Regions from separate parts of the Homo sapiens genome. Here region 1 is linked to region 2. A link is a contact called in ENCODE Hi-C data. All regions are on one chromosome and are shown on one strand. Each heading gives the region's core, a stretch centred on a gene start or an enhancer-like site at or near the end of the contact. The rest is flanking DNA. Distances are from core to core; before and after follow the strand shown.

Region 1 (2,700 bases), core at 70-2,569, 1.5 Mb before region 2:
AAATTAAACACTGATAAACCAAATGAAACACCTGGGGATCGCTGTCTGTGAAGTTCCTGTAAGCACACAAATTTAGTAGTGTTAAATGTTTGGACGGTGAAGTTAAAATTTCGTAAAGAAATTCCATAAATGAAAGATTATGGAAAAAAGCTGCAAACCACCAGGGTTTGTATGACACACTCGTTGCTTAACCAACACTAATTTCCTTTCCTTTCCTTCCCACCTCCCACTACTGCAGCTCCAGGAATCTAGGGTTTCTTAGGAAAATGATTTCCACCAGTACACAAGACAGGCAGAGTTCAGGAAGGGCCATGACTAACCTTGTGACTGCAAGAGATGAAGATAGGATGGGAATGGAGTGGGGAGAGAGAGGAGGGATAAGGCCTCAGCTCATGTGATTACTAAAGAATTGCTGAGTCAACCTGGGACTGCTGTGGGCAGTTGTTTCTCCTCAATTACTAGGACTGCACAACTAATCTCTACTTATATATCTAATGAATTAGTTCTACCAAACTGGAAGGATGGTCAGGAATATCTTGCAATGACAATATTATAAACAGAAGCAATTCACGTTGTTCTGGCAGTATCCCTGAAAACATCCCCCTCCCCACAAACAGCACCGGGAACAAAGTCCTGGGAACAGTGTCTAGGACTCGAGTTAAAAAGCGGAGTGCCCACTGCACAGGCTTTAGGGTCAGGAACGTGCTATGCACTTACTACCAAGCCACTTCCATTCTACCGCTAAGAATTTCTGTATTAAAATGTTTATTATTTTCCCTCCCCCCATGACTAAGTCGGAAGAGGAAAATCCTGTGACTCTTGCAAAGACCTCACGAGACTGGTGGAGAAAATAAGGTGACAAAAATACTAACTAACAGCAGTGAGTACATAATCCTAGGGCCGCTCATCCCATCATGTTCGCAGCTTCCACTCAACGCTGCATCTCTTCCACCCGACGCTTTTCATCTTTTCTTTCTAGAGTATGCTAGGCTGCTATCACGTTCATAACTGCGCCAATCTCATCTGAATCTCGGCGGCTGCCTTCAGACCCCATCCCCCAGGGTTCAGGCTCCAGCATCTCCCCTGTCCCGGTGCGGTCCTCCTTTTCTGGGTCTTATTTGGCAGGCACTTGAGGGAAGCCGGAGGGCGTCAGCGCGGGGAAGCGAACACAGCCCACTTACGTTGCTTAGCAACGGACTCAACTCTTCGGCCTCCGCTTCTTCAGGCTGCTGGACAGAGACATACCAGCCCCGCTCAGCGTTGAAGCTCCCCCAGGACGCCTCCATGCTGCTCTCCAGCTGACTACCAGTTCCATCTACGAGCCTCTACCCCTGCCCTGCGCTCCAGTCGTCGGTCGCGCCAGAGGCGGAGCTTTGAGCCCGGCCCTTCCGGCATTCCGTACTTCACCAGGGCCTGGAAGGAGAGGAGCGAGTCGACTTGATCTGATGACGCGCGCCCTCTTCGCGGCGAACAGTGATGATGTCATAGAAGACCCGCCCATCCACCCGCGACCCACATCCGATCGGTACCGGAGCGGGAGGTGAGGGGTCGGCTCGCGGATCCAGCTGCAGAGCGACGTGGGGAATTGGAATGGTGCTTTGGTGAGGTGGCGGCCGCGTTAGGGGCTAATGGTCCAGGGGAGGTACCAGCCCGCCCAGGGCTGCTCTCTGCCATGTGCTGCCTGGGCACAGAAACATCGCGAGGTCACCCACCCGCCTAGGTGCTGAGCTTAGTTTCGAGGTTCTGGATAGTAAGGAATGTTTCAAAAGCCTTTCGCCACATTTTACTGGTGGGAAAACCGAGACTTATAGTAATTTATCCAGGGTCACCCAGCTGGTCAGCTGCTAGAACCAATTTGATCTCTGACGGTGAAGTTAGACTTCGTTGCTTTACAGGATTCTGGGACAGGGCCCTTTCCCCTTACAAGTAAATTCTTTGGTATTTTAGAAGACAGTGAATAACTGATACTATGCATATAACAATCAGCAAAGCTCTCGTCCTCAAAATACAGAAGCCTCTAGTTAAAGGCAGGACATGTGGCAGTAAAGCATCGAAAACAAACAACAGAGCAATATATTAAGAACACAAGCACCGAAGTCAGTCAAAACTAGGTTTTAATCCATGTTTAGCCACTTATCAGCTGGGAGACTTTGGGTGGGTTACCTTACGTCTGAGCTTTAGTTTACTTATTTACAAAATGAGGGTGCAATACTGCACACCTCCCAAGATTCATAATGTACATAAAGCATTTAGCGCAGTATCTGACACAATAAGCACCCATGAGACTATCCTAATAAATATCACCACTAGTAATGGTCATGTATAATGACTATTTCATTTACAGATGACCATTTAACTCATACTTCAGTCTTCCAATCCCAAATGTATTATCTAGAAAATTGTGGGTGAAGAGGATCATTGAGTATGGCTAATGGATCACTAAGCCCTCTGAACTGGGAGCAGATGGGTTGAAGGTGTAAATTTAATATATACCACTATTATCTACCACTAATACGACTTCCTGAAGAAGTCATCCTAGTCTGGAAAAGATAGTATACTTCCCACACATCACTAAACGTTTTATTTGTCAGCATTTAGCCCGTTATTTGAGATAGTAGAATTTAGATTTTTATTCTCAAAAGCTGTCGTGTGTGAATTTTTTTTTTTTTTTTTTAAGGATCTTATGGAGGCCATTTGGAT
Region 2 (2,700 bases), core at 21-2,520:
AATTAGCCTGACGTGGTGGCGCGCGCCTGTAGTCCCAGCTACTGGGGAGGCTGAGGCAGGAGAATCGCTTGAACCCAGGAGGCAGAGGTTGCAGTGAGCCGAGATCGCGCCACTGCACTCCAGCCTGGGCTACAGAAGGAGACTCCGTCTCAAAACAAACTGCGGTCTACATGTGAATTAATTTGAAAAATTATGCATCTTTTGACTATTCTTGAACAATCATTTCCCAAATTATTCACGAATTCACAATCTAGACTGCCTGGTCTACAGTGCCTTCTCTCCTTTCACATTCAAGCAGACTTTTTACTTCCTTCTCCTTATGCTGCTGAGAGAAAAAGAGAAACAGCATTGAATAATATTCCTCCAGTTTAATATTTTCGCTTTTAACAAATTTCGGACTTAGCTTTTTAAACCCACTGGCCTCTTTAATGGGCGCTTATTTTTTTTGTAACCAATTGTAATCACAATGTTCTAAATTAATACATGAAAATGAATATTTCAGGTTTTTCAAGAATGCAGAAGGTAAGGAATTGGAAACTTCTGTATGGGCTTTACATCTAGTAGATGCTTAATAAATACACGTGAATATCAATAATCTAAAGTTTCTCAAAATCCAAGGCCTGAAAACCAGTATGATAAACTGAACTGAAATAAACAGCCTATCACTTACTAAGCAAAACCCAGGCTCCAAGCGACTGTTGAATTTCTCCTTTCATTTCCTTTAGCGAACGATGGCTAAAGTTTTAAGATTCCATTTTTTTGCAGCGGTCCTGCCCTTTGTGACGGGCGCTATAAATCTACGTTTGAGGTTGAAGCAGTAGACAAATTATGCAGCAACTTGCTTCTGCTTTACTGTTTTTTCTGCACTATCACCCGCGTTTTCAATTCCGAAGTCAACCCTCAAGCAAGTGTTCCCTCGACATTAAACTAAGGGACTGAAGAGACATTTCGGACCAAACAACAAAGACCTGGCATTTCGCCGCAGACAGCGCGCCTCCCCTAGTAGCCCGTTGCGGACAGACCACCCCAACCCCGCAGGAGTGCGGAGCCCGGCCCGAGGGCGGGCGGGGTCAAGGGGCGAGCCTGCGCCGCCAACCGAAGGCCGCCTACAAAGAGCCGAGCCCGAGGCCAGCCGTGTAGGAAAGTAGTCGGGACTACCAGAAACGCTTCCCGGGATCTTGGCGACCACTCACCCATGGGCCGCCTGAAGGTTTTTTTCGAGAAGCACTAGATCAGCGGATCTGGCAGCTGCACCGAACATCCGGGCCACAGCGAGCTCGGCGGCTCCGCCTCCCGGTAACCCGGGCGACAGCTCCGAAGTTCCTCCCTCGCTTCCGGGTTTAGGCTCCGAGACCCCGCCCCCCGGACGTGGCTGGTTAGCGTCCCGCCCTCCTCCCGCGGAGTCAGTGGGTGAGGGTCGGGCTTGAAGCCATAGCTGCGGGACCGTACTCGTCTCCCCCGACGCAGACCATGGAGAGCGCGCTGGCGGTGCCCCGGCTGCCCCCGCATGATCCAGGGACGCCGGTGCTGTCGGTGGTGGACATGCACACGGGCGGCGAGCCCTTGCGTATCGTGCTGGCGGGGTGTCCGGAGGTGTCTGGGCCCACCCTGCTGGCCAAGCGGCGCTACATGCGCCAGCACCTTGACCACGTGCGGCGACGGCTCATGTTCGAGCCCCGAGGGCACCGGGACATGTACGGGGCGGTCCTAGTCCCGAGCGAGCTGCCGGACGCGCATCTGGGCGTCCTGTTCCTGCACAACGAGGGCTACAGCTCCATGTGCGGCCACGCAGTGCTGGCGCTGGGCCGCTTCGCTTTGGACTTCGGGCTTGTGCCGGCGCCCCCTGCGGGCACCCGCGAGGCCCGCGTCAATATCCACTGCCCCTGCGGGCTGGTGACCGCCTTCGTGGCATGCGAGGACGGCCGCAGCCACGGACCGGTGCGCTTCCACAGCGTCCCGGCCTTCGTGCTGGCCACAGGTAATGGGCGGGACCTTTCCAGCCCAGGGCAGAGCTGCAACCGGGACGCGACTAACTACATTAACGGTTTTTCTGGGCTGGAACTCTGGCAACTAACCTACTCCGCGAAACCTTGCAATTAATAGAAAGGTAAATCACTGCCAACGTGTGTCAGCAGCCTTGCGTATTTGGTGCGTGTAATTTCGATTTTCCCTGACTCCCATCCGCCTGTGGTTTTGGGAGACCCTTGAGGAGCGAGGAATTGCGTGTTACCCTGACTCAGCGCCTCCCTCTGCACTGGTGAGGCATTCCTAGAGATTTCACCGGTGGATAAAGCAAGGTACGGTGGGGTCAAGGAAAGAGCGAAGAACAGCCAATGTACCAGGGTTCCAGGCTGGCTGAGAATATGCTTGGTAGACACAGAATCACACTTAATAAGTTACTAAACCTGGTCTCCTTTCCTCACCTCCCCCACTTCTTTGAAGAATTAAATGAGAATGAATGAACAAAGCAGTTTATAAATCATTAAGATACGAATGTTGCTTTTCTTTAAGAACAGGAACACACATTGCCTGGTTTCAAATCCTGATAACCCCCTAAAGCTGTGCAACCTTAGGCAAATTACTTAATCTCTCTGTGCCTGTGTTTCTTCTTTTCCCTCATAGAGTTTTTTTGTTAGGATTAAATGAGAGTATGCAAGATACTGTATTCCTGGAGATAGATTGCAAGGTTTATATGATCGC

What was found. A loop is a pair of places that touch in the nucleus more often than their neighbours do. Pooled maps may share reads with other maps.
Region 1: a loop to region 2 is called in a map of CD8-positive, alpha-beta T cell, with 7 times the contacts of the local background. The contact joins the promoter of SLC38A6 here to the promoter of JKAMP in region 2. A Hi-C loop is called at or near these places in 5 of 168 maps with a recorded cell type or tissue (CD4-positive, alpha-beta T cell, CD8-positive, alpha-beta T cell, Right ventricle myocardium inferior and 1 more), 4 of 37 single-sample maps with no recorded cell type and 12 of 50 pooled maps.

The regions. Positions count from the first base shown.
Region 1 is chr14:60,979,864-60,982,563 of GRCh38, reverse strand. It overlaps SLC38A6 (solute carrier family 38 member 6), which reads right to left and starts at 1,319. Exons shown (of 16, transcript NM_153811.3): 1 at 1,182-1,319; 2 at 1-56. The coding sequence starts at 1,286. It overlaps TRMT5 (tRNA methyltransferase 5), which reads left to right and starts at 1,485. Exons shown (of 5, transcript NM_020810.3): 1 at 1,485-1,601; 2 at 2,678-2,700. The coding sequence starts at 1,591. RefSeq lists an enhancer at 1,216-1,595.
Region 2 is chr14:59,483,087-59,485,786 of GRCh38, reverse strand. JKAMP (JNK1/MAPK8 associated membrane protein) reads right to left here and starts at 1,270. Exons shown (of 7, transcript NM_016475.5): 1 at 1,194-1,270. The coding sequence starts at 1,197. L3HYPDH (trans-L-3-hydroxyproline dehydratase) reads left to right here and starts at 1,379. Exons shown (of 5, transcript NM_144581.2): 1 at 1,379-1,978. The coding sequence starts at 1,471. RefSeq lists an enhancer at 1,025-1,304.